Regions from separate parts of the Homo sapiens genome. Here region 2 is linked to region 1. Evidence: read pairs that join two places in POLR2A ChIA-PET (ENCODE). Cell type or tissue: IMR-90. All regions are shown on one strand. Links, peaks and the distances in the headings refer to the core of each region. The heading gives the core; the rest is flanking DNA. Region 1 has its middle 19 kb from the start of SMURF2. Region 2 overlaps SMURF2 (SMAD specific E3 ubiquitin protein ligase 2).

Evidence for each region. ChIA-PET counts read pairs that join two places held together with the same protein. Peaks named below come from ENCODE experiments on the same cell type or tissue, not always from the same donor. Only the 100,000 strongest peaks of a DNase experiment are listed, where the experiment ranks them.
Region 2: POLR2A ChIA-PET joins it to region 1 with 10 read pairs; 2 of 35 experiments call an interaction of 5 or more read pairs at or near these places.

The regions. Positions count from the first base shown.
Region 1 is chr17:64,673,305-64,689,533 of GRCh38, forward strand. No RefSeq gene overlaps it. Among named protein-coding and RNA genes, the nearest start is that of SMURF2, 19 kb to the left of the region's middle. In IMR-90, for the core only: CTCF peaks have their summits at 9,286 and 9,692 (motif pointing left); DNase peaks (open chromatin) are centred at 6,617, 9,647 and 10,697; H3K4me3 peaks cover 526 bases; H3K27ac peaks cover 6,356 bases.
Region 2 is chr17:64,562,363-64,578,591 of GRCh38, forward strand. SMURF2 (SMAD specific E3 ubiquitin protein ligase 2) reads right to left here. Exons shown (of 19, transcript NM_022739.4): 9 at 16,130-16,214; 10 at 9,436-9,594; 11 at 409-604. Among named protein-coding and RNA genes, the nearest start is that of CEP95, 64 kb to the left of the region's middle. In IMR-90, for the core only: no CTCF peak of the experiment used is centred there; a DNase peak (open chromatin) is centred at 10,619; H3K27ac peaks cover 226 bases.

The DNA.
Region 1 (16,229 bases), core at 3,153-11,152:
CCCCAGCTAATTTTTGTATTTTTTAGTAGAGACAGGGTTTCTCCACGTTGGCCAGACTAGTCTCGAACTCTTGACCTCAGGTGATCTGCCCACCTCGGCCTCCCCAAGTCCTGGGATTACAAGCATGAGCACCAGCATTTATTAATTTATATGTTCGAGGCACTGTACTAGGCCTTGAAGTTACTGATTACTGAGATGGAAAAATTATAATAATTAAAGGACAGTCTTGTGAAAGAGAATTTTTTTAAGAAAGAAGGAAGAAAGGGAGGGAAAGAGGGAGACAGGGAGGGAAAGGAAAAGAAAGGAGGAAGGGAGGGAGACGGACTCATTAACAACCTGGACTAAATTTCATTAATAATGCTTTTTAACCAATGGCTCCCAAACCCAGGTCATCTGTGGTTGAAAAAGCAGGTTCCTAGCCCCATCCCAGACCTACTGCATCCAAATTTTCTGTGGTCAGGCTGAGAAGTATTTATAAAAGCTCCAGAGGGGACTCTGACAAACAACCAAGTTTGGGAACCGCTATCCCAGCGGTTCTCAAACTTCAGCCTGCATCAGAATCACCAGGAGAACTTGTTAAACAGATTGCTGGGTCCCAGCTCCAGAGTTTCTCAGAGGGACAGTCTAGGGTGGGGCTCTAGAATTGCGTATCTAAGGTCCCAGGTGATGCTGCTCATCAGGGAACCACACTTTAAGAACTGCACTCCTGGCCAGGCGTGGTGGCTCATGCCTGTAATCCCAGCACTTTGGGAGGCCGAGGCGGGCGAATCACTTGAGGTCAGGAGTTCAAGACCAGCCTGGCCAACAGGGTGAAACCCTGTCTCTATTTAAAAAAAATACAAAAATTCACCAGGCATGGTGGCGTGCGCCTATAATCCCAGCTACTCCGGAGGCTGAGGCAGGAGAATTGCTTGAACCTGGGAGGCAGAGGTTGCAGTGAGCTGAGATCATACCAGTGCACCTGCAGCCTGGGGGACAAAGCAAGACTCCATCTCAAAAAAAAAAGGAAGATACTAAGATGCTATGCTGCTGACTTTGAAGGTGAAAGAAAGGGACATGAGTCAAAGAATGTAGGTGGCCTCTATACACTGGAAAAGGCAAGAAACAGATTGTACCCTAGAACCTCCAGAAGGAAGGCAGCCCTGCTGACACCTTGATGTTAGCCCAGTGAGGCCCATTTTCAAACTTCTGACCTCCAGAACTGTAAAGGAAATAAATGTGTGTTGTTCTAAGCCAACAACAACAACAACAAAATGAACTGCACTCTTCTAAATTACAGTATTAAGGAAAGCTAAACTTTCAGCATTAAATGCACCCAATTGCTTTATCACAGCAACTGTGCTTTATCACAGCAACAGTTTTAGATATATTTTTGAGAAAAAAAAATGGGAGAGATAACAATTCTTAGGGAATTCACCCTTTACTCTCTTCCTAAAATGGAAATCTACTTCGAAAGTAAATTGTGCATGCACATGCCTTTGATGGGTATAAAAATTGCAGAAAATCTTTTCAAATCATTTTTATTCCCTTATGACTTCTAATTTATTTTCAGGAGAATTGTTCATGTTTTATCAAATCATTGTTTTAGGTATCTGTCTCAAATATAGTGACACCACCTGTTTTATACCAATAAAATTAATCCTTTCCCATAAATGATATTTAATATAACTGTCCAGTGAAATGCTATAACAGCAACTCATTCAATAGCATTTTCTAAGAAAATGTTTTTTGTTTGTGTGAGACAGGGTCTCACGCTGTTGCCCAGGCTGGAGTGCAGTGGCATGATCACGGGTCACTACAGCCTCAACCTTCCAGGCTCAAGCAATCCTACCTCCTCAGTTTCCTGAGTAGCTGAGACTACAGGCATATGGCAACATACTCCGCTGATTTTTTTTTTTTTTTTTTTTTTTGAGACAGGGCCTCACTATGTTGCCAGGCTGGTCTCAAACTCTTGGGCTCAAGCAGTCCTCCTGCCTTGGCCTCCCACAGCGCTGGGATTATAGGCGTGAGCTACTGCACCCAGCCGACCAAAAGTTTTAAACTTTTTCATTAATGTATTTTACTAATCACTTAAAGGTGTATTCTTTATGATAGCATCCGAGACCATAAGTGAAAATCTACACATGGTTATCAGAATATTTCAAAGCTTTTGTTTAAAACATTTTTCTGTTTTCCAGGGCTAATGTCAAAATTTGATGTGACTCTGCAAGAAAATGCTTACCATCTGTGGTTGGTATTTTTCTTCTGCTCCAGCCATTAATATATATTTTTACATACAAAAGTTGTTTCCAGTAATAAAAAATCTGTCTGAGGTAAGGTTATATTAATATTTGTACTCCTGCAAAGCTATTTTTGTAGTGTAAATTTCAAATTTAATACAGCTTATCCACCATAGAAGAGGCTAACATCAAGTGCTCAGCAATTTATACCACTGCTTAAAAGTTAACTTTCTTTCACTTTGAAAATATCACTAATTTGGCCAGGTGCGGTGGCGTATGCCTGTAATCCCAGCATTTTGGGAGGCCGAGGTGAGTAGATTGCTTGAGGCCAGGAGTTTGAGACCAGCCTGGCCAACATGGTGAAACCCCATCTCTACTAAAAATACAAAAATTAGCCAGGTGTGGTGGCAGGCACCTGTAATCCCAGCTACTCTGGAGGCTGAGGCAGGAGAATCGCTTGAACCTGGGAGGCGGAGGCTGCAGTGAGCCAAGACTGTACCACTGCACTCCAGCCTGGATAACAGAGTGAGACTTCATCACACACACACACACACACACACACAAAGAAAGAAATGAAAATGAAAAGACCTTACTGTAGTCTTTTTGTGTGTGTGTGTGTGACAGTCTCGGTGTGTCACCCAGGCTGGAGTGCAGGGGCGAGATCTCGGCTCCCTGCAACTTCCGATTCCCAGGTTCAAGCAATTCTCCTGCTTCAGCCTCCCAAGTAGCTGGGACTACAGGCGCCCACCACCACACCTGGCTAATTTTTTGTGTTTTTAGTAGAGACGGGGTTTCACTATGTTGGCCAGGCTGGTCTTGAACTCCTGACCTCATGATCTGCCCGCCTCGGCCTCCCAAAGTGCTGGGATTACAGGTGTGAGCCACTGTGACTGGCCTGTAGTCTTAAAGTGGCTTTCTCAGCTGCCAACTCTAGGACCTCTCAACTCAGCTCCTCGTGTCTAGTTCAATCTCCCAGTGTCCCCATCTCATGTTTTAAGGAGAGAAAATTTCATTGGCTTTTTGGTCAGCCACACACGTTTGGCTCCGTCAGTGGAGGCCAAGCTCCCTTAGTACAAACACAGCTACCTGGGCTTATACCTGCTGTAAGGCAGTGGTTCTCAAGGTGGGTTCTCTGCACCAGTAGCATTAGAAATGTACATTCATGGGCCCCACCCCAACCTACAGAATCAGCATCTCCAGGGATGGAGCCTGGGACGCTGTATTAGAGCTACAGACGAGGGCAGATTTCCTCAGGAAGAGATGCGTGTAGGGACTACCTTCTTACCACCCTGAGAAGGCAGAAGGCAACTGGCATGGGGGAGCCCAGATCTGCAGAGACACAGGTAGGAAATGTGACCCTAGCTTCTGTGATTGGGTGATTGATTGGATGATTTCATCACCTTGATTTTGGACTTCTACCCTTCACTGCATCTGGCCCAGGTCTTTTCCAGTAGATAAATAAATGGTGAACTGAAGGCCAGGCATGGTGGCTCACGCCTGTAATCCCAGCACTTTGGCAGGTGAGGCAGGAGGACCAGTTGATGCCACAAGTTCGAGACCAATCAGGGCAACATCACAGGACCCTGTCTCAAAAAAAAAAAAAAAAAAAAAAAAAGGAAATGAATTCATAGAAAGAGACTGACAAAGCAGACAAACAGAGAGAAGCTAAGAAACTTCTCAACCCTCGAAAGGGAGACAAAGAGAGTGATTGACAGATTCCCTGCCAGTTCTCCTGGCTCAGGTGTACTTCTCACACTCCATTTCCAAGAGGTCCCCCAGTGAATAACCACCCTGTCCCTTACTTAAGCAAGTTTAAGTGGGCCCCTGTTCCTTGCATTTACTTTGTCTCCACTTGAAACCCCTTTTCCTTTTCAGATCTGTCCTAAGCTCATCCTCAGAGATCCTTGATTGTCTGTCTTGCTCCTGCCCATGTTTTCCCCAGAACTGGACTCTCACCTGGAACCCAGCCCACGGCTTGGATCCCACCACCCAGCTGCCACGCTTCTACAATCTAGAGCGGCGTAATACATATGGCTAGTGCGCACTTGAAACCTGGCTAGTGATGGGCTGCAAGTGTAAAATACACAGTGGATTTCAAAGACTCAGTATGGAGAAAAAAGCAAAATATCTTATTAATATTTTTTATATTGATGACACGTTAAAATAATATTTTGGATATACCTACATTGGGTTAAATAAAATATAATATTGGCCAGGCACAGTGGCTCACACCTGTAATCCCAGCACTTTGGGAGGCCTAGGGTGGATCACCTGAGGTTCGGAGTTCAAGACTAGCCTGGCCAACATGGTGAAATCCTGTCTCTACTAAAAATACAAAAAATTAGCCAGGTGTGGTGGTGGATGCCTGTAGTCCCAGCTACTCGGGAGGCTGAAGCATGAGAATCACTTGGACCTTAGAGGTGGAGGTTGCAGTGAGTCGAGATCTTGCCACTGCACTCCAGCCTGGGTGACAGAGTGCAGAGCAAGACTCTGTCTGAAAAAAAAAAAAAAAAAAAAAAAAAAATATATATATATATATATATATATATAGTATATATACAGTATATATAGTATATATACTGTATATATACTATATATATAGTATATATACTGTACATATACTATATATATAGTATATATAGTGTATATACACTGTATATGTATACACTGTATATATATACACTGTATATGTATACACTATATATACTGTATATATAGTGTATATATATATACTATATGTAGTAATTGAAGCTCATTTCATCTAGAAAATTTGAAATTACAAATATGGCTCTCATTGTATGTCTTTTGGACTGTGGTGACCTAGAGGTAATGACTATTCACGTATGTACCTCCAGAATATTTGACATAAGCTGGATTTGCCACTGGCTAGCTCTGCACTCCGCCCAACATCGGACTTTGCCTACCTCACCCCTCAGGCCTTACCTTACCCACCCAGCTCTCTAATTAATTTCTATGGCGAGGTCAGTTCAACAGCAACTATCTCACCCTGGTGAGAATGAAACAATCTAGTGTTAAGATTTTCTTTCAGCCCCTACCACACCTACCTGGTTTTGCCTTACATTGACCATCGTTCCTGTGCCTAAGTCTTAAAACTAGACAGAGATTGTACAGCAGATTCATGTGTGCAGTAGAGAGGTGGGCTAGATGACCTCTGTTATGGGTTAAATTGTGACCTCCAAAAAGATATGTGGAAGTCCTAATCCCTGGTACCTGTGAATGTGACATTATTTGGAAATGGGCCCTTTGGAGATGTAATCAAGTTGAGATGAGGCTTTAGAGTGAGTCCTAATTCAATATGACTGCATTCTTTTTCGTTGTTTTTTTGACAGAGTCTCACCCCATTGTCCAGGCTGGAGTGCAGTGGTGCAATCTTGGCTCATTGCAACCTCCGCCTCCTGGGTTCAAGCAATTCTCCTGCCACAGCCTCCCAAGTAGCTGGGATTACAGGTGCCCACCACCACACCCAGCTAATTTTTGTATTTTTGGTAGAGACAGGGTTTCACCATGTTGGCCAGGCTGGTCTCAAACTCCTGGCCTCAAGTGATCTGCCTGCCTTGGCCTCCCAAAGTGTTGGGATTACAGGCGTGAGCCACCGTGCCTGGCCCTGTGTCGTTTTAAGAAGAGAAACATTCCATGTGAAGACAGAGACACACAGGAGGAATGCCATGTAATGACAGAGGCAGAGATTGGAGTGAAGCAGCTGCAAACTGAATATTAAGGATTGCCAGCCACCACCAGAAGCCAGGAAGAGGCAACCTAAGATTCTACCCAAAGTCTCAGAGGGAGCGTGGCCCTGCTGACACCTTGATTTTGGACTTCTATCCTTCAGAACTGTATTGTTTTGTGTTTTAAACCACCCAATTTGTGGTACTTTGTCTCAGGAGCCCTGGGAAATGAATACTTCTAAGTCTCTTCCATACTTTATCACATACGATACAGATAACAAAACACATTCTGCAACAGGTTTTCATTTTTTGTTGCATTTATAATGCTGCACTTTTTTAAAAATAGAAAATCATGTAAATCTAGACCATTTTATGCACCCATTTTAAGTATACACACTAGTCTGTTATATTGTGAATTCTGAGATAAAAGAGAATGTAATTTGAAGAGATTGCATATTTTCCAAAGCCAATTTGGTGATTTAAGCATGGAAGTATTACAATTAAATGTTTGAAAAGTTATCTATGCATGTTTTGCTGTAAGACGATAGCATGAAGCAACACATCTTTTCAGGATGAGGTAGCAGCTCCAGCCCCGGGGGAAGGGAGCCGGGGCATCACTCGACTGCAACTACTTTGGACGACTGAGCAACATGAACAGGCTCAAAAAAAAAGTCATATCCAATCATCCTCAAAATACGAACTGTAGTAGCTACAACACAATTCTCTAAGGGCGAGATGGGCGGAGAAGTGGAAATATTTGTACGATGCAGTCTTTATGGGTAATGCAGAGAATATGGGCCAGAATGAGATCAACATGACTCATAAGCCTGTGGGTCAATGTCAAACCATTGCTTAAAATTCCTCAATGGCTGCTCATTGCCCTCAGGACCCAGTCCAGAGAGCTTTGTGTGGCATTTCCAGCATTGCCGGGCCCCTGCCCACCTCCAGCCTTATTTCCTCCTTCTCTGCCCTGCCTGTACCAAAGAACTCAAGACTCTCATCTTTCAGGTTCCTTTTGTCTCATGGAGCTCAGTTTCTCCTCTCACCTTCAGTCAGTAAGTAGGCACCTGCTTTCCCATCTGTCTGGCCTATCCAAACAGGAAAGCATATAATATGAGTATTTTACATCGTGTAATTGACTACTTGATCGATTCATAAATTATATTGTGGTGTGAATGTGTCTGATAATATATTACTTAGAGTTTTGTCATTTTCGTTAATTTTTTTTTTTTTTTTTTTTTTGAGACAGAGTGTCACTGTGTTGCCCAGGATGGAGTGGAGTGGTGCAATCTTGGCTCACTGCAACCTCTGCCTCCTGGGCTCAAGGGATTCTCCTGCCTCAGCCTCCCAAGTAGCTGGGATTACAGGTACCTGCCACCATGCCTGGCTGATTTTTGTGTGTGTTTTTTTTTTTTAGTTGAGTCAGGGTTTCACTATATTGGCCAGGCTGGTCTCAAACTCTTGACCTCAGGTGATCCACCCACCTCAGCCTCCCAAAGTGCTGTGATTACAGGCATGAGCCACCGTGCCTGGCCTCATTCATTTTAATTAATGATATAATTTTAAATGGGAGAACCACCAGAGATCATCTACCATGTTCACCTCCCTCTGGATGAAGAAAATTAGGCTATTTTTTTTTTAACATCTTAAAAGACAGTCAGGGCCGGAGCCGGGCGTGGTGGTGGGCAACCGGAAGTCCCAGCTACTCGGGAGGCTGAGGCACGAGAATGGCATGAACCCGGGAGGCGGAGCTTGCGGTGAGCAGAGATAGTGCCACTGCACTCCAACCTGGGCGACAAAGCAAGACTCTGTCTCATTAAAAAAAAAAAAAAAAAAAAAAAAAAAAAAAAAAAAAGACAGGGCCAGGTGCGGTGGCTCTCGCCTGTAATCCCAGCATTTTGGAAGGCCGAGGCAGGTGGATCACCTGAGGTCAGGAGTTCAAGACCACCCTGGCCAAAATGGGGAAAACCCATCTCTACTAAAAATACAAAAATTAGCCAGGCATGGTGATGTATGCCTGTAATCCCAGCTACTGGGGAGGCTGAGGCAGGAGAATTGCTTAAACCTGAAAGGTGGAGGTTGCAGTGAGCCAAGATCGTGCCACTGCACTTTGGCCTGGGCAACAGAGTAACACTCCATCTCAAGAAAAAAAAAAAAAAGCCGGGCGCGGTGGCTCATGCCTGTAATCCCAGCACTTTGGGAGGCCGAGATGGGCAGATCACGAGATCAGGAGATCGAGACCATCCTGGCTAACACAGTGAAACCCCGTCTCTACTAAAAATACCAAAAAAAAAAAAAAAATTAGCCAGGCATGGTGGCGGGCGCCTGTAGTTCCAGCTACTCGGGAGGCTGAGGCAGGAGAATGGCGTGAACCCGGGAGGTGGAGCTTGCAGTGAGCCGAGATCGTGCCACTGCATTCCAGCCTGGGTGACACAGCGAGACTCCATCTCAAAAAAACAAAAACAAAAACAAAAAAACAGTCAGGGCCGGGCATGGTGGCTCATGCCTGTAATCCCAGCACTTTGGGAAGCTGAGACGTGTGGTCAGGAGTTTGAGACCAGCCTGGCTGAAATGGAGAAACCCCGTCTCTACTAAAAATACAAAAATTAGCTGGGAATGTTGGTGGGTGCCTGTAATCCCAACTACTCTGGAGGCTGAGGCACGAGAATCACTTGCACCTGGGAGGTGAAGGTTGCAGTGAGCAGAGATCGTGCCACTGCACTCCAGCCTGGGTGACAGAGTGAGACTCTGTCTCAAAAAAAAAAAAAAGAAAAGAAAAGACACTCAGAAGCCTCTTAGAGTGTGTATAATTGTGATAATCACAGACTCTGACAACAAAGTCAATTATTGGAATACATCCTCTTCATTAGTAGGGTCTTTAAGGTAGCACCCCCCACCAAATTCCAGATAAAAACTTCAGGCCTCCCCTGAGGTAAGGCTGGACTTCCCCAGGGCTTCTATCATGGGAGGCTCATCCCAATAAGACCAATGGCATGGAGGAAGTAAAGAAAAGACAAAGTGCTCTGTAAGCAACTGGGTACCAAGAGAAACTCTAAAATCCACAGTGGGGAAAGTTGTTCTATCTTTCCAAGGCCTGAGTGAACTAAGGGGCGGTGAGAGGTCAGAAGTATTCCATTAATTAATATCCTTGCACATGTAAGGAAACTTCAGGAGTTGAGTAAGAAGCAAACTTCCCCCTGCTGTTCACTAACGGCCGAATCAATGAATGTCAAGATCATTACAAAGCAATGTCATTTCATATTTTCCAAATGACAGAGGAGAATATTTAATTGCATCCATTATCTGGGAAAGCTGATACTGTTAACTGTGGAGAAATTTATGAAGCAAGAAGGGCCCTTTACCTACAGAGGTGCATAAACACACTCGGACTAGAATTTCTAGATTTCTAAGTAATTGTTTTTGGTATTAGACCCCCCAGTGGCCATTCCTTTATTAAAACTTGTCATTGTGTGTTTAAAATCCTATCCACTGAGTTGGTTTCAACCTTACTGGAAAGGAATTTATAAATAAATATCAAAGCACATGGTAAGGTTACATTCCTAGGAATCTATTCTAAGGAAATCATCAGAGGTCTGCCCAAAGACACTGATATGGTTTGGCTCTGTGTCCTCAACTAAATCTCGTCGCGAATTGTAATCCCCACGTGTGGAGGGAGAGAGGTGATTGGATCATGGGGGCTATTTTCCCCATGCTGTTCTCATGGTAGTGAGTGAATTCGCATGAGATCTGATGGTTTTATAAATGGCAGTTTTTCCTGCACTTACACTCTCTCCCGCCATCTTGTGAAGAAGGTGCCTGCTTCCCCTTCCGCCATAACTGTAACTTTCCTGAGGCCTCCACAGCCATGCAGACCTGTGAGTCAGTTAAACTTCCTTTGTTTATAAATTACCCACTCTCGGATACTATCTTTATAGCAGTGTGAGAACAGACTAATACAGACATATGCAAGGATATTCATCCAATACTGTTTACAAGGACAACAAAGTGAAAGCAATTTAAATGCACAAAAGGAGATTGGTTTTAAAATATATGGTATACTTGTATAAAAAACTGTTTTTTTTTTTTGAGACGGAGTTTCGCTCTTGTTGCCCAGGCTGGAGTGCAATGGCGTGATCTTGGCTCACTGCAGCCTCCGCCCCCGCCCCCCGGGGTTCAAGCGATTCTCCTGCCTCAGCCTCCTGAGTAGCTGGGATTATAGGTGCGTGCCAAAACATCCAGCTAATTTTTGTACATTTAGTAGAGATGGGTTTTCACCATGTTGGCCAAGGTGGTCTCGAACTCCTGACTTCAGGTGATCCACCCACCTCGGCCTCCCAAATGGCTAGGATTACAGGTGTGAGCCACTGTGCCCGGCCTGAAAAACTATTATGTAATCATTGAAAATAATGTTCCCAAAGACATTTTTTCTTCATATATGTGTGTGTGTATATTTTATATATATATATATATATATAGTTTGTTTGTTTTTTAATAGAAACAAGATCTCACTCCATCATCCAGGCTGGACAACACTGGCATGGTCACAGGTCACTGTAACCTCGAACTCCTGGGCTCACAGAATCCTTCTGCCTCAGCCTCCCAAGTAGCTAGGGCTCCCAGCATGTGCCACCAGGCCCAGCTAATTTTATTACTTTTAAAATTTTCTTTCTCACTATGTTGCCCAGGCTGGTCTCAAACTCCTGGCTGCAAGTGATCCTCCCACCTCAACCTCCCAAAGTGCTAGGATTACAGGCATGAGTCACTGCACCCGGCCTTTCAGATATTTTTATATGAAAAAAATAAGAAGAGAATTCCCCTCCCTCTGTCTCTTCCTAGGCTCCCTAGAGAAAAGAACTACCACAAATTTGGCATGTACTCTTTCTGCGCAGGTTTTCATACTTCATTCATTTAGTGACATAAGGGAATGTTAATAATATACATATATAAATTTTTAAAAAGCAGAGAACTAAAATATATGTGAGGAATGATCCCAACCCCAATTTTAAAACAAATATACCCATACATTTATTAATTCAAAATGATGTTTATTAAGAATCTACTAGGAGCACTGGGCCCCACGGTGGGATTTCCAGGCCCTGCCATGGGAGACGCATGGGGACTGACAGGTTCCCAGATCCATATCCTGGCAGATGTCTCTGGCTCAGTGTCCCCCATTGGCTGCCTGCCACCTTCAAGGGAGCTCTGGGAATGGAAGTCCCCTCTCATGTACCACCACCCTCCCCAGGCTGGCCTTTGAGAGGTGACCCCAGGGGAACCACGTTGAGGCTGCTTTCAAATCCTCCAGCGAGAGTTCCACCAAATGGCCTGGGTGGACCAGATGAGATGAGACTGGACCATCCCCGACCGTGCTCTTCTTGCTGGGGGTGGAGGTGGGGTGGGTTGATGGACAGGGTAGACAGGCAGCCCCAGCATTATAAAACTGAGATGCGACTGGGTGCGATGGCTCACGCCTATAATCCCAGTACTTTGGGAGGCTGAGGCGGGCAGATCACGAGGTCAAGAGATCGAGACCAGGCTGGCCAACATGGTGAAACCCTGTGTCTACTAAAAATACAAAAACCAGCTGGGCGTGGTGGCGGGCACCTGTAATCCCACCTACTTGTGAGGCCGAGGCAGGAGAATCGCTTGAACCCAGGAGGCAGAGGTTGCAATGAGCTGAGATTGCACCACTGCGCTCCAACCTGGTGACAGAGCGAGACTCTGTCTCAAATAAAAAACAAAAACAAAAAAAAACTGAGATGCATTCCTAGGGTGCCTGGGTATGGGAGTATCACATAGGATGCCCTTCTTCCAGTCAGCCTGCCTTCAGCTTCCTCAGGCATGATCACAACTTCCCATCAGAGCCTCTTTTTTCCTTTTCCACCACAGAGAAGTGAAACATGAGAGGGAGAAAGAGCTCAATAAATACTGCTTATCCTCATTTGTGTAATCATCAGTGATCTACATACAGATGGGTGACTAGACAGGGATGTGAAAGAAAAAAAAAAAACGAAGAATATACTAGGTGCTGGGCACAGTGGCTCATGCCCATAATCCCAGCACTTTGGGAGACCAAGGTGGGTGGATCACCTGAGGTCAGGAGTTTGAGACCAGCCTGGCCAACATGGCAAAACCCCATCTCTACTAAAAATACAAAAAAATTAGCCAGATGTGGTGGGAGACACCTGTAATCCCAGGCGGGAGGCTGAGGCATGAGAATCACTTGAAACCAGGAGGTGGAGGTTGCAGTGAGCCAAGATTGCACCATTGCACTCCAGCCTGTCTGGTGGATGGAGCAAGACTCCATCTAAAAAAAAAAAGAATATGCTAGTTGCTAAGCGCTGTTCTTAGAGCTTGTAATTTAGTGGAGGAAGACAGATAACCAACAAAGAGACAATACATAAAATACGAAAGGTAAGAAGAGAATTTTCCGCTGTTTTCTAGGATGCATTTTCAGTGCTGAGGTTGTCAATCACAGTGATTCTCCAGCCTTACTGAAAATGTTGAAACAGGTACTGTAGGCAATTAAAAACAAAAAGAATATGTTGAGACAAAAATTATACCCCTTTCGCATTGGACATGGACGAAGAAGGACGGACACTACTGGGTCATTGTACTCAGTGGCAGACACTGTTTGAGAGTGGCGTCAACACAGACCAGGAGGGGCCAAGAGATGAAGAGAGTGAAATCTGATCTTGATTTTCCCATGGGAGGCCCTGTAGGAAGCCATTCATAAAGCCTCCACCTAGTTTGGGTCAGGTTTTCAGTCACTAGCCCATAAGAGTTCCAACTAGGCTGGGCACAGCAGCTCATGCCTATAATCGCGGTACTTTGGGAGGCCGAGACAGGAGAATCGCTTGAGCCCAGGAGTTCGAGACCAGCCTGGGTAACACAGCGAGACCCCGCCTCTACAAGAAATAGAAAAAATTAGGGGGGCATGGTAGCACATGCTTGTAGTCCCAGCTACTTGGGAGGCTGAGGCAAGAGGATCCCTTGAGCATGGGAAGTTGAAGCTGCAGTGAGCCTGATCACACCATTGCACTCCAGCCTGGGTGACAGAGCAAGACCCTGTCTAAAAAGAGAGAGAGAGAGAGAGAGAAGAACTAATTAGTATATCCAGTGAAGCAGAATCTCTGGGTGGAAGCTGCAATCTGCATTGTTAACTAGGTCCCTATGTGAATCTTTTTTTTTTTTTTTTGAGACAGAGTCTTGCTTTGTCACCCAGGCTGGAGTGCAATGGTACAATCTCAGCTCACTGCAAACTCCACCTCCTGGGTTCAAGTGATTCTCCTGCCTCAGCCTCCCAAGTAGCTGGGATTACAGGCACGTACCACCATGCCCTATTAATTTTTGTATTTTTAGTAGAGACTGGGTTTCACCATGTTGACCAGGCTGGTCTCGAACTCCTGACCTCAAGTGATCTGCCCACCTTGGGCTTCCCAAAGTGCTGGATTACAGCCATGAGCCACTGTGCCTGGCCTCCCATGTGAATCTGTATTGAGGAGGTGAAGAATTTGCTCCAGAACGGGGACAACCAAAAAGCAAACTTTTTCTGTAAAGGGCCAGATAATAAATATTTTAGGCTTTGTGTGCCATAGAGGCTCTGTGGCAACTACTCAACTCTGGTACTGTAATGTAGATGCAGCCATAGATGAATGGGTGTGGCTGTGTTCTAATAAAACTTTGTTTACAAAAGCAGGCAGTGGACTAGATTTGGCTCACTGGCATGGTGCCCACCCCTGCTCTAGAACTAGAGCTATAAGCAAACAGAAAACTACCAAACCTGGAAGGGTCACTAAGATTCAGTAAAGTATTTTTCCAAAATCTATAAAATCTGAAACCATTTAATAGTTGAAAGAAAGAAGCCAATAAAATTATAAGAAGCGCTCATATTTCTTGAGGGCTTACTATGTGCCAGAGGCTATGCCAAGGGATGTATCATTTAGAATGCTTTCATCTCATAGAACATCTCATACACCAAGTAGTTGTTTTTGTTTTTGTTTGAGACAGAGTCTTGCTCTGTCACCCAGGCTGGAGCGCAGTGGTACGGTCACAGCTCACTGCAAGCTCCGCCTCCTGGGTTTACGCCATTCTCCTGCCTCAGCCTCCCAAGTAGCTGGGAGTACAGGCACCCGCCACCATGCCTGGCTAATTTTTTGGCATTTTTAGTAAAGATGGGGTTTCACCAGGTTGGCTAGGCTGGTCTCGAACTCCTGACCTGAGGCGATCCACCAGCTTTGGCCTCCCACAGTGCTGGGATTACAGGCATGAGCCACAGCGCCCGGCCCCAAGTAGTTTTAAGATAGGGTTGATTCTGTGGTTGGAGTGGCAGTGCTTTCCTGATTTGTTCAAGGACACAGGTTCTTTCCACCTCATGCCTCCTCCTTCCTTGGGGCTTGAGCTTTGCCCTCAGGTCACTCCCCTCATGACCACAAAATGGTGACTACAGTTACAAGCCACATATCCAGAGCAAATAGTCTTTAGAAGAAACAGATCATCTCTTCCTCTGTCTTTTTAGGATGAAGAGATCATTCCCAGAAGCTCCTCCATACCAGGATGTTTCCTTTCTGTTTTTTATTTTTTTGAGACAGGGTCTCACTCTGTCACCCAGGCTGGAGTGCAGTGGTGTAATAATAGCTCACTGCAGCCTTGATCTCCTGGGCTCAAGAGGTCCTCTTGCCTCAGCCTTCCAAGTAGCTGGAACTACAGGCATGTGCCACCATGCTCAGCCAATTTTTAAAAATTGTTTTTAGAGACAGGGTTTCACTATGTTGACTAGGCTGGTCTTGAACTTTTGGGCTCAAGCGATCCTCCCACCTCGGTTTCCCAAAGTGCTGGGATTACAGGCATGAGGAACCACACCCGTCCTCCTTTCACGTCTTAATGGTCAGAATTTGATCATGGGCTCACTCTCAATTATTAGAAAGGGGAATGGAATTTCCAAGATTAGTTGAGTAATGAGGAATCCTCTCCTGATCTTGGCTATGTAGAGGATATGGGGGATGGAAGGGTGTGCCTGTAGAGGCTGTATGAATATCTGAATAAAACCAGGGCTCTGGTAGGAAGAAAACATGGGGGCCAGAAATGGATATTGAATAAGCAACCAAGCGATATGACCACAACACAAGTACCATGACCAGGTGATATTAGTTTCCGTGTTTTAGAGATGAGAAAATAAGTCAGAGAGGGGAAAGTGACTAGGTCAAGGTCACAAAGCTACTAAATGAAAGAGACTAGATTCAGGCCCAGGTCTGTGACTACAGCGCCCACTCCCTCAGCCACTGCACTCAAGTGCTATGGTGGGAAAGCTGAGTTCAGGAAAGAAGAGAATAGCTGCAAAGCTTGCCTCAAAATCAGGTAAACTTGAGCCACTTGTAAAACCTGTGATGTCGCTGGGCACAGTGGCTTGCACCTGTAGTCCTAGCTACTCAAGAGGCTGAGGAGGGAGGATCACATGAGCCCAGGAATTTGAGGCTGAAGTGAGCTATGATCACACCACTGCACTCCAGCCTGGGCAGCAGGGCCAAACTCCATCTCTAAAAACAAATAGGCCGGGCACAGTGGCTGACACCTGTAATCCCGGCATTTTGCAGGCCAAGGAGCGAGGATGGGTTGAGCTCAGAAGTTAGAGACCAGCCTGAGCAACATAGTGAGACCTCGTCTCTATTAAAACTTAGCCAGGTATAGTGATCTGTACCTGTAGTCCCAGCTACTCAGGAGGCTGAGGCAGGAGGATTGCTTGAGCCAAGGAGGTCAAGTCTGCAGTGAGCTATAATCACCACTGCACTCCAACCTTAGTGACAGAGTGAAACCCTGTCTCAAAAAAATAAAAATAAAAACAAACAAACAAAAACCCTGTGATGTCACCAAGCCTCCCTAGCAGGGTGTACCGTTCAGGTTTGTTGTAGAACAAACAACCCCATAATGGAGCAAGTAAAAGCACAATAATTTCTTTAGCTCACAATTATATGGCTCAGCAATTTGGGCTGGGCTTCTGGTCTCACCTGGACTCACTCATGCATCTTTGGTCAGCTGGGGACTGGCTGGTCTAAGGTCACCCCTGGTGGACTCCTGGGCTGGTTCCACATGGTCTGTCACCCTTCAGCAGGTTAGGCTGTGCTTGTGCATATGGAGGCTGGGCAGGGTGCCAAGAGTGGGAGAGAAATACCTAAGGCGGCCAGACATGGTGGTTCACGCCTGTAATCCCAACACATTGGGAGGCCGAGGAGGGGCAGATCATCTGAGGTCAGGTGTTCGAGACCAGCCTGGCCAACATGGTGAAACCCCATCTCTACTAAAAATACAAAAATTAGCCAGACATGGT
Region 2 (16,229 bases), core at 2,790-10,789, 110 kb before region 1:
AAACAAATTTAACTTCTAATTTTTTTTTTTTTTTGAGACGGAGTTTCGTTCTTATTGCCCAGGCTGGAGTACAATGGTACAATCTCGGCTCACCGCAACCTCCGCCTCCTGGGTTCAAGTGATTCTCCTGCCTCAGCCTCCCGAGTAGCTGGGATTACAGGCATGTGCCACCATGCCCAGCTAATTTTGTATTTTTAGTAGAGATGGGGTTTCTCCATGTTAGTCAGCCTGGCCTCGAGCTGCGACCTCAGGTGATCCGCCCACCTCAGCCTCCCAAAGTGCTGGGATTACAGGCGTGAGCCACCGCACCCGGCCAATTTCTCTCTAATTTAAAATAAGGTTTGTATTAGCAAGCAATGGGTTTCTGGAAAAAAAAATAGTAAAACAAAATAAGGCTCGTAAATTTACCTCAAAAATCTCTTCCCTGGAAACCTCAATGCGGCAATGACCTGCCTGAGGCTGTTGTTGGGAAAGTTCTTGCCGCAAAATTTTTAGTTTCTGAACCAGGTCTCGCTTGTACCTTGGGACTGTCAGGCATTCTGTGTCATCAGGACATAACGATACCACTTGCTGTTGCTGTTGGTCTTTCAATTGGTTCTGCCGACTAGAAGTAAACATAGATGTTATTATTAAAGTATATCAAATTTTAAAAATTGCAATTATAGATTTAAAATAGCATCATATTATAAAGCAAGTCTAGCTCTATCATTTTCCAAGCCTTAGTAGAACATATACTTGGCTTGACATTTTTTGGCAGCAATAAACCAGCTACAAAGTTTATTTCTCATAGTCCACATAAACTGACAGAATTGGATAATGGAATTTTATCCATAAAGCTTTATACAGCTTCTGAGGACAAATTTTTCCAATATAGCTTCCATTTTCCCCTACAGAGTTTACCATCACCCACTTTAAAATTCAGGCATGTGCCAAACACTGCTTGTTATCTAGACTCTTTCTTTCTGGAAGAGCCAAACAGGAGTCTGAAAGGCAGCTTGGCAGGGATCCCTTCTTTTTATACACCAGGCCAAATATTATACCTAAAACATATGACCATACAAAGAAAATACACCTTTGTTTAAAATGCCAAGTCAATATTAACTACTCTTACAAATACTATAATAAAGATGTTTTAACATACACACAAAATCAAAACAGATTACCGTGTACATAAATGCATTCCATAAACAACTGTATAATCTTATTTTTTAAATGAACTTGGGTATATTTCATATCAGATACAAAAAGTAACTCAAAATGGACTGCAAACATCAATGTAAAATCCAAAGCCATAAAACTTCTAAGCACAGGAGAAAATTTGTTATGACATACATCAGGCAATGAATGATTTCTTAGATATAACACCAAAAGCACAATCCATGAAAGAACAAATGGATAAACAGAACATCCATTTTTAAATTTTTTTTAAAGAGGCAGGGTCTTGCTATATTGCCCAGGCTGGCCCTGAACTCCTGGTTCAAGTGATCCTCCTGCCTCAGCCTCCTGGTAGCTAGAACTACAGGCACCCAATACCACCCTCAGCTTAAAGAAAATTGCTGCTCTTCAAAAGACACTGTTTAGGAAAACTAAAAGACAAGTCAAGTCATAGACTAGGAAAATTCCTTTGGAAAGCATATATCAGATATGTAAATATCTAAAGAAGCTCAAAACTCAACAAAAAACTGAGCTGCTCGATTTGGGAGGGCTGGGGGCATGGCAAAAGATTCTGCCAAAGAAGCCATTCTACTCCTAGGTTATTTATTTAACCAAGAGAAATGAGGGCATATACATACAAAGACTTGCACATAAATGTTCATAATAGTTTTATCTGTCATAGCGAAAGACTGGAAACAACCCAAATGCCCATCAGTAGATAAATGAATAAACTGTGGTATACCCATACAATGGAATACCACCAACAATACAAAGAAATGAACTATGTAACAATGATGAATCTCATTATGTGAGTAAAAGAAATCATACTGCATGATTCCATTTATCTAGAAAATGCAAACTAATATACTGACAGAAAGCAGGTCAGCAGTTGGCTGGAGATGGGGTGTTATGGGTTGAGCTGTGTGTCCCCCAAAAGATATGCTGAAGGCTCAACATCTGGTCAACCTGTGGATTTGACCTTATTTGGAAATAAGGTCTTTGCAGATAAAATTAAGGTGAGGTAAGATCATACTGGATTAGGATGGCCTTAAATCCAAAAACTGATGTCTTTATAAGAAGAGGGAAATTAGGATACATACATACAGGAAAGAAGACTATGGGAGGACAGAAGACAAAGACTGGAGCAATTTGTCTACAAGCCAAGGAACACCAAGGTTTCCAGAAACCACTGGGAAGTTAGGAAAGAGGCATGGAACAGATTCTCTCTCAAAGCCTCTGGAAGGAACTCATTATCACTTACTATAGAGTCAGCCCCTTACCCTGTAGTTCTGCCTCCAGAATTGTGAGAGAATGAATTTCTGTTGTTTTAAGCCATCCAGTTCGTGGTATTTTGTTACAGCAGCCCTGGGAAACTAACACAGGGTGGAAGTCCCACAGGGAGGGACAGAAGAAATCACAAAAGGGCAAGAGAAAACTTTTGGGGGTGGTGAATATGTTCACTATCTTCACTGTGGTGATGGTTTCATGGTGTATATCAAAACTTAAACTGTACACTTTAAATATTCAGTTTATTGTATGTCAATATATTTCAATAAGGCTGATTTTAAAAAATCCAGCAGATATCAGGCCTCTTCACAAAGCCTCCTGTGAAAGACCAAGCCATGCAAATGGAAAGGTGGCTTAGAGCTGAAGGACAAAAACGGACACAGGAGAAAATCCTTCTGGGATGTGGGCAGCTAGCCTGGAACTATTGTTCCTGATGCACTCAGGGAAAAAAAAAATCTAACTACCCAATAAAGCAGCCTGTCTCTTCAGGTGTGCTAGGGTGCAAGGGGCAGTTCTGTAAGGGCTGATGTGAGAGTGCAGGCCAGGAAACAGTGGGGGTGCTGGTCTATCCTTTAGGGCCTCTGCCAATGTCTAAAGGCTTTATCAAACAAGCAAATGATTTTCTTGAAATCAAGTAGATCTGATAAGCAGGGAAAAGACTCAAATTGTAATCCCCTTGCCCATAAGTCATCTTTTTCTTTAAAAAGAAAAGCTTCCTTTAAGGGTATAAGGCAGAATATCTTCATGCAATGCCAGTCAAAGGAAGGGAAATAAGTAATTAGTGTTACTGGAATCAAAACATGAAGGGAAAAAAAAAAACCTCCATAGTCAGACTGGGTGGATTCAAATCCCAGCTCTAGCACCTTTTATGCACCTCTGGACAAGTTCTGTAACTGCTTGAGGCCCCATTTTTCTCACTGATGAGAAAGAGGTAGCCCAGGATTGCAATGAAGATGACATGGGCACTCAGAGCATGGTAAGTGCAAAATAAATATCAGTTACTATAGCTACTATTAAGATAGTTACTGAGTTACAAAAACATGCTTTTCAAGCAAAGGAAATAAAAAAAAAAACTGACTAAAATGCTTTCTTAGAAGAATATGCTTCCTTGGCAAAGTTATTTATTAAACCCCAATGGCAATGTTTTGCAATATAATTTATATTCTAATGACATTTTTGCCAAAAAAATTTCCAAGAGAGAAAAACAATAAAAACCATAATAGATGTACCAAATAAGGTAATACTATATTTGACGGCTCATAGACATAGATTCAAAACTCCGTTAACACTTGTCTAAAGAAAAACCCCCCAATTTAAAAATCTTTAAAAAATAGAAATCAAACATTAATAGAAAAGATACTTCTATCCGACATATCCTGATATGTAAAGATTAATAAATTAACTGTTATAATTTAAAATTAGTGCCTTATGAATCTTTTTAAAACTACAATTTTAAGATTAAAATTGTTTCTTATGTATCTCAATAAATTGTTTCACATATAAATTATATACTACATTACATAGCTGAATAAAAACTAATTTATCACTTTAAAGTTAATTTATGACAGAAACTTTAATGCTGCAAATAATTTTTATATATTTTATGTAATGTAACACGAATATAAACCCCAGGGAGGATCTATCAGGTTAGGGACTTTACCGAACTAGTAGCTGGAGTTGTGAAATCCTGTCCTTAAGAAGAAAAAAACAAAACAAAACAAAACAAAAACGGATGTAGAAATGCTTAAGCTTTCTGGTTTTTTTTTTTTTTTTTTTTTTTTTTTTTTGAGACAGTCTCGCTGTGTTGCCCAGGCTGGAGTGCAGTGGCGCAATCTCCGCTCACTGCAACCTCCGCCTCCCAGGGTCAAGCTATTCTCCTGCCTCAGCCTCCCGAGTAGCTGGGACTACAGGTGCCTGCCACCATGCCCGGCTAATTTTTGTATTTTTAGTAGAGACGGGGTTTCACCATATTGGCCAGGCTGGTCTCAAACTCCTGACCTTGTGATCCACCCACCTCGGCCTCCCAAAGCGCTGGGATTACAGGCGTGAGCCATCGTGCCCCGCTGACAGAGAGTTTTTTTTTTTTTTTAGATAGAGACTCTGTCGCCCAGGCTGGAGTACAGTGGCGCGATCTCAGCTCACTACACCCTCTACCTCCCAGGTTCAAGGAATTCTCATGCCTCAGCCTCCCGAGTAGCTGGGATTACAGGCATGCACCACCACGCCTACTTTTTTTGTAGAGACAGGTTTGTCATGTTGGCCAGGCTGATCTCCAACTCCTGGCCTCAAGTGATCTACCCGCCTCGGCCTCCCAAAGTGCTGGGATTACCAGTGTGAGCCACCATGCCCAGCCTTAAGCTTTTTCATAGCACAGTAACTTGAAATCAAAGATATTGAAGAGAGGAACAAATTAATACTAAAATACAAAAATGTTCAAATGAAAACTTTCTATTAGGAATATGTATAAAACTTCCAGATAATGCAAATGCTGGCCATATTAATGGAAACTAATCAACAAAATTGGAAAACTAACAATTATAAGAAAACTAGTCAAATGTTCTTCAAGTTACTTCCTGTCATTTACTCCAACAAACAGAAAAGACAACAGACATTTCTAATCATCCCACCTGTAGTTATTCCTTCAGAACATTATTTTTCATTCAGTTATTTAATACAACTAACTATTCAGCAAAAAGATGGAAGATCTGTAACTGTTCTACTGAAATATTCTACTGGCAACATCAAGGCAAACATCTATTACCTAAAGCAGAGATGTCCAATCTTTTGGCTTCCCTGGGCCACACTGGAAAAAGAACTGTCTCAGGCCACACATAAAATACACTAACAATAGCTAATGAGCTGTTAAAAAAATCTCATAATGTTTTGCTTTGTTTTTGAAACAAAGTCTGGCTCTATCACCCAGGCTGGAATGTAGTGGTGTGATCTTGGCTCACTGCAACCTCCACCTCCCAGGTTCAAGCAATTCTCCTGCCTCAGCCTCCTGGGTCCCAACTAGCTGGGATTACAGGCACCCGCCACCACACCTGGCTTTTTTTTTTTTTTTTTTTGAGACGGAGTTTCGCTCTATTGCCAGGCTGGAGTGCAGTGGCGCTGTCTCGGCTCACTGCAAAGTCAGCCTCCCTGGTTCAAGCAATTCTCCTGCCTCAGCCTCCCGAGTAGCTGGGACTACAGGCGTGCACCACCACACCCAGCTAATTTTTTTGTATTTTTAGTAGAGATGGGGTTTCACCGTATTAGCCAGGATGGTCTCGATCTCCTGATCTTGTGATCCACCCGCCTTGGCCTCCCAAAGTGGTGGGATTACAGGTGTGGGCCACCGCGCCTGGCCTAATTTTTGTATTTTTAGTAGAGACGGGGTTTCACCATGTTGGCCAGGCTGGTCTCGAACTCCTGACCTCAGGCAATCCGCCCGCCTCAGCCTCCCAAAGTGCTGGGATTATAGGCGTTGAGCCACTATGCCTTGCCCACATAATGGTTTTTAAGAAGGTTTACCAGCTTGTTTTGGGCCACACTGAAAGCCGTCCTGGGCCCAGCCTAAGGGCCGTGAGTTGGACAAGCTTGACCTAAAGGGATGATCCTGGAGGCAGGAGGTAAATAAAGCACAACCACCTCTTGGAGGCTTCCTGGGCCTCTCAGAGAGCCATACTGGCTCTTGATTACCATTGTACATTTGTCAAGTACTTTGGGTATGTTACATACTAAAGCAGCAAAAATAAATGGGATACACGTCTTCTTAAGTAATTCAAAGTCTAGTAGGGGAAGCAGAAAGGTAACAAACAATTAAGATACAAAAGTAAAACAAAAGCCCTCTGTAGAGTGCTCCAACATCTTTTATTCCTTATCATCTCCCCAAATTCCAATTTGCTGCCCCTATATGCCCTTTAAAAAAACCCAGGCCGGGCACAACGGCTCACACCTGTAATCCCAGCACTTTGGGAGGCTGAGGCAGGAGGATCACTTGAGGCCAAGAGTTGGAGACCAGCCTGGCTAACACGGTGAAACTTCGTCTCTACTAAAAATACAAAAATTAGCTGGGCGTGGTGGTGCGCGCCTGTAGTCCCAGCTACTCAGGAGGCTGAGGCAGGAGAATCGCTTGAACCCAAGAGGCAGAGGTTGCAGTGAGCTGAGATAGCACCACTGCACTCCAGCCTGGGCAACAAAGCAAGACTCCATCTCAAAAAAAATTCCAGAACTAGGCGTGGTGGCTCACACCTGTAATCCCAGCACTTTGGGAGGCCGAGGCGGGCAGATCACCTGAGGTGTCAAGAGCTCGAGACCAGTCTGGGCAACGCGGTGAAACCCCATCTCTACTAAAAATACAAAAATTAGCTCGGCGTGGTGGCAAGCACCTATAATCCCAGCTAACTTGGAAGGCTGAGGCAGGAGAATTGCTTGAACCCGGGATGTGGAGGTTGCAGTGAGCTGAGATCACGCCATTGTACTCCAGCCTGGGTGACAACAGGGAAACTCCATCTAAAAAAAAAAAAATCCATACACAAAAGTAAAGTCCACATGGATTAAAGACTTTACAGTAAAAGACAAAACTATAAATGTATTAAAAACATTTACTTGTAGTGTGAATTTTAGAAGATAAAGATTACATTAGAAAAATAGGCAAAAAAGATATAAATTAACAAAAAAAGTTGATGCAGCTGGTCAATAGGCCAAAAAAAAGCTGTTCAAGCTCAATAGACAATGGCAAAAAATTGTGAACAGGACCTTCACAAAAACAGGAAATCCAAATAGTCAATAAACCTATAAAAAGGTGCTCAACCTCATCAGTAATTAGGAAAATTCAAGTTAAAGTTACAATGGGAAACCATTAAACATCATCAGAACAGCAAAAATTTTGAAGTCCAACAACAGCAAGTACTGGCAAGCTTCTGCAGCAACAGGAACTCATATATTGCCGGTAAAAGACTAAACTGGCATAGCCACTTTAGAAAAGTTACCTTTATACATTAAAGTTGAAGATAGAAATATTCTACGACATAGCAATTCCACAACCAGGCAAGCGCCCTAGAGCAGTGTTACTCAAAGGGTAGACTGCAGATGACACTTATTTTGCTATCTAGGCTATAAAGACCCTAATGCACAGAAACAGTCCATACTTCTCTGTTTCTTCAGATACTTTTACATTAGGGCTTTCAAATACTTGCGACCTTCATTTGTAAGCAAGGTTTTAGAATCTTCTATCTACAATAAAGTAAGATCTGCTGACATAATGAGACTGCCAGGATAATTATACATATTTCGAAGAAGGAACCAAAGATACACATTTTCAATGTTTTCTCCTATTATCCTAAAAAACTGGTAGCCAGTTCTCATTTAAATTTTTTGCTTTATTAACCTAACTCCAAAAATTAATGAAACAAGGACATTTTCAGAAGTCATTTTAAAGTATATTATTATTTTTGTTGTGTTTTTAACATTTTAACATACATAAGAACTTTACAACAAATGAATAAGACAGAGCAGGTAATGTCACCATTCATTTAGAGAAGCTAAAATGAATTATTCAGGGGTCAGAGTGAACCTTGCTCTCCAAGTTCTTAGCCTAAAATCCTTGTTGCTATACCACTCTCAGTGTTTTTGCCAGAAGTGTTGAAAAAGACACTTTGCTACTTAGCTTAGTAATGAAGTTTTCCTGTTCTCTCTTTTCCTCCTCCTGCCCCCATTCTTCAGAAGGCAATGCTAATAAGTAACAGAGTTAGAAGAAATGAGGCAGCTAGAGAGAAAAGAAAAGCAAAGGATGCAAATAATATACACACAATACTCAGTATAGTGCCTCACAGGCAGCTGAAGCCAGAGCATCCTGGTTTCACTCCAGACTTCACCACTGGCAACGTATGGAAAGTCATGTAACCTCTATACCTCAGTTTCCTCATCTGTAAAAATGGCAGTAGCTAACTCACAGAGTTTTTCTGAGGATGAAATTACGAACTTGGGGTGTTTTTGTTTGTTTGCTTTTTAAAGACAAGAGTCTCACTCTGTTGCCCAAGCTAGAATGAGTGGCGCGATCACAGCTCACTGCAGCCACGACCTCCTGAGCTCAAGAGATCCTCCCACCTCGGTGTCCTGAGTAGCTGGGACCACAGGTGCGCACCACCATGACCAGCTAATTTTAAAAAAATTTTTTGAAGAGAATAGGACTCACATGTTGGCCAGGTTGGTCTTGAACTCCTAGGCTCAAGTGATTCTCCAACCTCAGCCTCCCAAAGTGCTGGGATTACAGCATGAGCCACATGCCTGGCCTTACCAACATATGTAAAGTATAAAGAACAATGCTTGTCACACAGTAAGTGCTACTAAGGTGTTAGCCATTAATATAAATTATTAATAATTTTGTATTACAATGGCAACACAAAATTAGCCTGTTCAACCCCTACTTCTCCTGTCAAGATATTGCCTCTGTAAAAGGCCATCTTGAGCACCTCTAATAACCCTTTTCCTAACATTCCAAGACAGGTTCCTACCTAAAAGCATAGTAGGTTTAAAATACTCATATCAGAGTAAACCTTGTCACACTCTTACATAAATTTTGCTCAATAAAAGTAAATTATAACTGATGAAAGTAGATGTTCTTTCATTTTTTAAGAGACAGGGTCTCCATCTGTCACCCAGGCTGGAGTTGGGGTGGTGTGATCATAGTCCACTGCAGCCTCAAACTCCTGGGCTCAGGCGATTCTCCTGCCTCAGTTTCCCAAGTAGCTAGGACTGCAGGCATACACCACCACACCCAGCTAATTTTTTAATTTAAACAACTTTTTTTTTGTAGAGATGAGGTCTCACTATATTGACCAGGCTAGTCTCAAACCCCTGGCCTCAAGTGATCCTGCTGCCACGGCCTCCCAAAGCACTGGGATTAAAGGCGTGAGCCACTGTATCGAGACTCACATTTATTATTAAAAGCATCTATGCGTTTCATCATGTTTAACTCCCATTTTAACATGTATTGTTTCAAAAACTTACTTTAAAACTAAATGCAAGTTAGCAGACAGCCGAGGATCTGTAAATTGTGTTGTTCTGTTGTTATGGTCAACGAAATAAACTCTGCCTGTTGCCGTATTACGGATCTCCCATCCAGGAGGCAATGGACCAAGCTCTTCACAATTGATGTTGCTAAGATCCCTGCAAAAACAAATATAAAATAAAAAATACCTCATTGCTCGCCCTGCTGAACCAAGCAAGTGTAAATGACACAGAACAATTCCACAAAGTGTGAGAAAATGTATTGTTTCAGAAACTTGAGATGTTCAGCTGGAATCTTTAATTCCCAATGGTTTAACAAACTTTCATCTTCAAAGCCCAATCCATAAATGGCTCAGAAAAACTTATCACATAGCCTACATTTTTTAGTAATTTCCTAGGCTTTAATGTAATACAGATTTAAATTAATATAAAATCAATCCCAATATTTGCCAACATAAACTGTATTTCAACACGTGTTTGACAGGAAGTAATTTTACAAGTGTCAGTGACATAAAGAATTAAATGCTTTCTAAAATGTCCCTTCATTTCTTTACTATACCATAAAATTTGCATAAAATGTCCATTCCATAATTTTAAGCTCGCCAACAAAGCAAAACTGGAAATGTTACTGAAATTATGATCCTGAAAATAATCACAGCATATTTTTAAAGAATAAACTGCAATTCTAAAATCTGTAAAGTTAGTCAATGAAGAACCTGTTTAAGATACATTACCAAGAGTGCTCTAAGGGTTACCACTGCAATAAGAAAAGCTAAGATTTTTAATGGACCAAAGACTATTGCTATTATATTATACATTCTTAAAATACTAGTATATATAGAGAAGGATTAATAGGGCCTTAAAGAATGAGTTAAGGAGCTTCCAGGTTGGTGAACACACTGAGGTACTGGACGGTGGCCTGCCCAGAGAGGGCATGGTAGCTCCTTGCCCTCCCCCCATACTGTGTCCTAAGCATTGCTTCCATTTGGCTGTTCCAGAGTTGTAGCCTCTGTAATAAACTGGCAATAGAACTGCAAATTCTTATCCTCTACACTGTTAGAAAAAAATATTTCAGTGAAGCTTCCAAAGTGTGGAAATTGCTGTTGTCATCCACCAGAAGAGAAAAGTCACTGCCCTTGGTGACATAATTGAGACTGCGTGTAACAATGTATGATATGATCAGGTCATTTCCTGCCTTAAATGAATACTTTAGGTTACCAGAGCCATGTGTAAATACCAAAGAAACGACATACTCTGAAAGTGACCAAGCAAACTCAAGCATCTAGATAGTAAAACTGTTTTTGTGGTCCTCTTTTTATTAAAAAAAAGAGGAGGAGGAGGAGGAGGAGGAGGAGGAGGAGGAGGGGGAGGAGGAGGAGGGGGAGGAGGAGGAGGAGGAGGGGGAGGAGGAGGGGAGGAGGAGGGGAGGAGGAGGAGGGGAGGAGGAGGAGGAGGGGAGGAGGAGGAGGAGGAGGAGGGGGAGGAGGAGGAGGAGAAGATAAAAGCAGCATGTTTATGTAAATTTAAATTGTAACAGATAATTATAAGTAATCACAAATTTCATCAAAACCACATTTTAAAAGTTATACTAGAAAAATGTTTTTCCTGAGATGACTTCTCCTTAGTCACAGTGAAACCAATGATGGGCACACAGGGACCTATATTTGCCAAAGCAATCATTCTGACTTCTGCTATAGGTGTTCCAAGAGACTCCTGCTACAGAACAGCTAAAGTGTAGGAAAAAACACCATTTGAAACACTGCTAGTCTCAAAAGAGGCAAGGGAAAGTTCCAAGAATTCTCCTCAAATTTTAAAAAAAAGGGAGTTCGGGGGACTGAGTAAAGATGGTACCTGAGTGGCAGGTAGGCAGAAGGGCAGGCCAGCAGCAAGACTGGGATAGGAAACCTGAAGCTTCCTCCCCAAGCTGAGAACTCAGGGAGTTCAGCCTCCCAAATTCAGCCTCCCAAAGTGCTGGGATTATAGGCATGAGCCACTGCACCGGCCCCAAATAGATTTTTAATGGTTTAGAAATGAAAAACAGGAGCTGGAGGACATTATCCTTAGCAAACTAAAGCAGGAACAGAAAACCAAATATTGCATGTTCTCACTTATAAGTAGGAGCTAAATGATGGGAACACATGGACACATGGAGAGGAACAACAGGTACTATGGCCTATCAGAGGGTGGAAGGTGGAAGAAGGGAGAGGATCAGCAAAAATAACGAATGGGTACTAGGCTTAGTATCTGGGTGACAGAATCATCTGTACAACAAACCCTCATGACACAAGTTTACCTATAACAAACCTGCACATGTACCCCTGAACCTAAAAGTTAAAAAAAAAATTAAAATAAAAAATGAACAATTCTACTGATAAAATGTAGAATTTCATTTCATGTCATTTTATTTAGAATTTTATAAATCTACAGTCATACACGGGAGAGTGCTAAAGCACTGATTAAAAGAGCAAAACACTAGAAATAATCTTTATGTCTCACTGGGAGCTGGTTAAAGAAAAATGGAATGTTATACAGTCATACAAAGTAACACAGATCTGTATTTCAAGACTACAGTCACTCAGTATGCAATATAACAAATAACAAGGCATTAACCATTGTTTTAAAGAGAAATGCAAAACATGATGAAATGAGATTTCTTGGATAAATCTAGGTATCCTGGATATCTTTAAATAAAGTTTGTTTTAAAGAGTCTGACTTTGCAATTTTATAAATATCTTCGAATAGTGATATTGTAATAGAAACTAAATATTTATAGTATACTTTCATAAAAGATCTTCCATACAAAAGGCATATTTGCTAAAGGATCCTCCAAAACAAAAGATGTAAGTTTTTAAGGTAATTTGGGGGATACAGAATAAGAAAAATAATCCCAAGTGTTATTTCATAAAATCATCATTCAAAATACATGTCAATACTCAACATGAGATATTCTTAAAGCTTCGCAGAAATCCTTTACTCACTAATAAAAAACTGACATGTTTCCTCTGGAATAAGAGCCTGTTACCAACAGTGGTGCTGAAATCTGTCTCAATTTCAATTTCTGTTGCCAGCTTACATACTATTCTTTCAACATGTAACTCAAGGTCAACTTTCTCACTATTGTAAATCATTTAGTTAAAAAAAATGATCATTGTTATTCTATACATTTCCTACAAGTAATTTCTAATTAATTTAAAGAAAAGCTTATTATTGACCTTCAACTAGATAAACAGAATCCAAAAAGCTTTTTACAATTTATATAATAAAACTGATTTTGAAAAGTTAGGCCCTTGGATTTTTTTTTTCTTTTTTTAGTAAGCTTAAAAAAAAAAAAGTAAAATTTCCTCCCCACTACTTTTTATCTATTTATTTTTTTAGAGATGGGGTCTTGCTCTGTTGCCGAGGCTGGAGTGCCACGGTGCGATCTCGGCTCACCACAACCTCCACCTCCCAGGTTCAAGCAATTCTTCTTCTTCAGCCTCCTGAGTAGCTGGGATTACAGGCACATGCCACCATGCCTGGCTAATTTTGTATTTTTAGTAGAGACGGGTTTTCACCATGTTGGCCAGGCTGGTCTCAAATTCCTGACTTCAAGTGATCCTCCTGCCTCAGCCTCCCAAAGTGCTGGGATTACAGGTGTGAGCCACCGAGCCCGGCCCCCACTACTTTTTAAAAACTAACAGCTTATATTGTCAAGACATGGAAATGGCAACCTTGATAAAGTAATGAGTAATAGCACATTCCCTTGGTTGCCACCCTCAAAGAATTCTGAGCTCTATAACACAAAGTAAGACATTTTCATAATCACAGTTTTATTTATAAATAGAGAGTATCAAAGCAACCCAAGACTAGCTAGTCACATCTGTTTTTTATTCAAATACACAATAGAGTCCTGAGCATAAGCTTTAGGCAGGAAAAAAAAACAACCTTCTGTGGGTTGTTCTGGGGGTTTGTTTTGGAGGAGGGGCGCTGCTGTGCTTAACATAAAATATCCACATCCTACAAATCCTTTGTATGTGCAACATACAAAGTTGATTTAGAATTTAATTTAGAATTCAAGCTTTTTTCCAGTTGTAACTGGACTACTTGGTACTTTGCATCTGTTCATTAAAAAATAACTCAAAATAGGGCCAAGCATGGTGGCTCATGCCTGTAATCCCAGCACTTTGGGAGGCCGAGGTGCACAGATTGCTTGAGCTCAGGAGTTTGAGACTAGCTTGGGCAACATGGCGTAACCCCATCTCTACTAAAAATACAAAAATTAGCGGGGTATTGTGGCGCATGCCTGTAGTCCCAGCTATTCAGGAGGCTGAGGTGGGAGGATGACTTGAACCCAGGAGGCAGAGGTTGTAGTGAGCCAGGACTGCACTGCTGCTCTCCAGCCTGGACAGCAGAGCTAGATCCTGTCTCAAAAAAAAGAGAGGGAGGGAGGCAGGGAGAAAACAATGTTCCAAAAATTATGGTAAATCACTAAATTTATTTGTGTGTCATTTCATCTTTTTGAAGTTAAAAGTAATTGACATTTTGGTTAGGAAATGCAATATCTGCAGCTGAAATACACAAGTTTGGATATTTAAATTAAATTAGGGCCAGGCACAGTGGCTCACGCATGTAATCCCAGCACTTTGGTAGGTCGAGGTGAGCAAATCACCTGAGGTCAGGTGCTCAAGACAAGCCTGGACAACATGGCAAAATCCCGTCTCTACTAAAAATACAAAAATTAGCTGGGTATGGTGGCAGGTGCCTGTAATCCTAGCTACTCAGGAGGCTGAGGCAGGAGAATCACTTGAACCCGGGAGGCGGAGGTTGCAGTGAGCTGACATTGCACCACTGCACTCCCGCCTGGACAACAGAATGAGACTCCATCTCAAAAACATTAATTAATTAATTAAATTACGTTGTTTTCTAAAAATGGAATTTTATTAAGGAACACATAACAGAACATTGAATGCATTTATGAGGTTAAATTTTTCAAAGATTTTTTTTTAAGCTGAACCATAATTAAGAATATCAACCTACTACCCGTTTTTAAAGGGTATGTGTTCCGTTATTCCCCAGGTCAATTTTCTTTTTCTATCCTTTTTTTTTTTTTTTTTTTTTTTTTTGAGACGGGTCTCGTTCTGTCACCCAGGCTACAGTGCAGTGGTGTGATCTCAGCTCACTGCAACTTCCGCCTCCCACTTTAGCCTCGCGAGCAGCTGGGACTACACGAATTTTCTTTCTCTTTTTTTGAAATGGGGTCTTGCCCCAGCCATCCCATTACTGGGTATATACCCAAACGATTATAAATCATGCTGCTATAAAGACACATGCACACGTATGTTTATTACGGCACTATTCACAATAGCAAAGACTTGGAATCCACCCAAATGTCCATCAATGATAGACTGGATTAAGGGCACATATACACCATGGAATACTATGCAGCCATAAAAAAGGATGAGTTCATGTCCTTTGTAGGGACATGGATGAAGCTGGAAACCATCATTCTCAGCCAACTATCGCAAGGCCAAAAAAACAAACACTGCATGTTCTCACTCATAGGTGGGAATTGAACAATGAGAACACTTGGACACAAGAAGGGGAACATCACACACCAGGGCCTGTTGTGGGGTGGGGGGAAGGGGGAGGGATAGCATTAGGATATATACCTAATGTAAATGACAAGTTAATGGGTGCAGCACACCAACATGGCACATGTATACATATGTAACAAACCTGCACGTTGTGAACATATACCCTAGAACTTAAAGTATAATAAAATAAATAAATAAATAAATAAATAAAACACTAAAAAAAAAAAAAGAGAGAGAGAGAGAGAAATGGGGTCTTGCTCTGTCATCCAGGCTGGAGTGCTGTAGCACGACCAAGGCTCACTGCAGCTTCAACCTCCATGGCTCAAGCAATCCTCTTGCCTCAGCCTCCCAAGCAACTGGGACCACAACAGATGTGCTCTACCACATACAGCTGATTTTTAATCTTTGGTAGAGACCAGGTCTATGTGGCTCAGACTGGTTTCAAACTCCTGGGGCTCAAGTGATCCTCATGCCTCAGCCTCCCAAAGTGTTGGGAATACAGGTAAGAGCCACCTGCTTGGTGCCCTAGGACAAATTTCAAACTCCTAAAAGATCCATGTTTTCATTCCACTTTTTTTTTTTTTTTTTTTTTTGAGACAGAGTCTCGCTCTGTGGCCAGGCTGGAGTGCAGTGGCGTGATCTCAGCTCACTGCAAACCTCCACCTCCCTGGGTTCAAGCGATTCCCTGCCTCAGCCACCCGAGTAGCTGGGATTACAGGCACGCGCCACCACGCCCAGCTCATTTTTGTATTTTTAGTAGAGATGGGGTTTCACCATGTTGGCCAGGATGGTTTCGATCTCTTGACCTCATGATCTGCCCACCTTGGCCTCCCAAAGTGCTGGGATTACAGGCATGAGCTACCATGCCCTGCCTATTCCACTTTTTTTTAAGGGGAAGCAGGGGAGGGTGGCTAGGAACTGGTGAGGGAGGGGAGAACTGAGGTGGGATTGCAGAGCAGTAGGCAGGACTTTCTACTAAACGTTAAAACTGAAGTAACTATCAGAAGAGTCAAACTTTTACATAAACTATTTTTAAAAGGTAAAAATTTCTTAAAAATCAAAGAAATCCTAGGTGAAATGGCTCTTTGATGGTCTAAAGAGTGCTTAAAATACGTTCTTACCTGGGCACTCTTGGATCATGCCATGTGCTCACACCAGTCTGTGTATGTAAGAAATACACCTGGCCTTGTTGCGTTGTCCTCTGTTCTGTAAAATTAATAA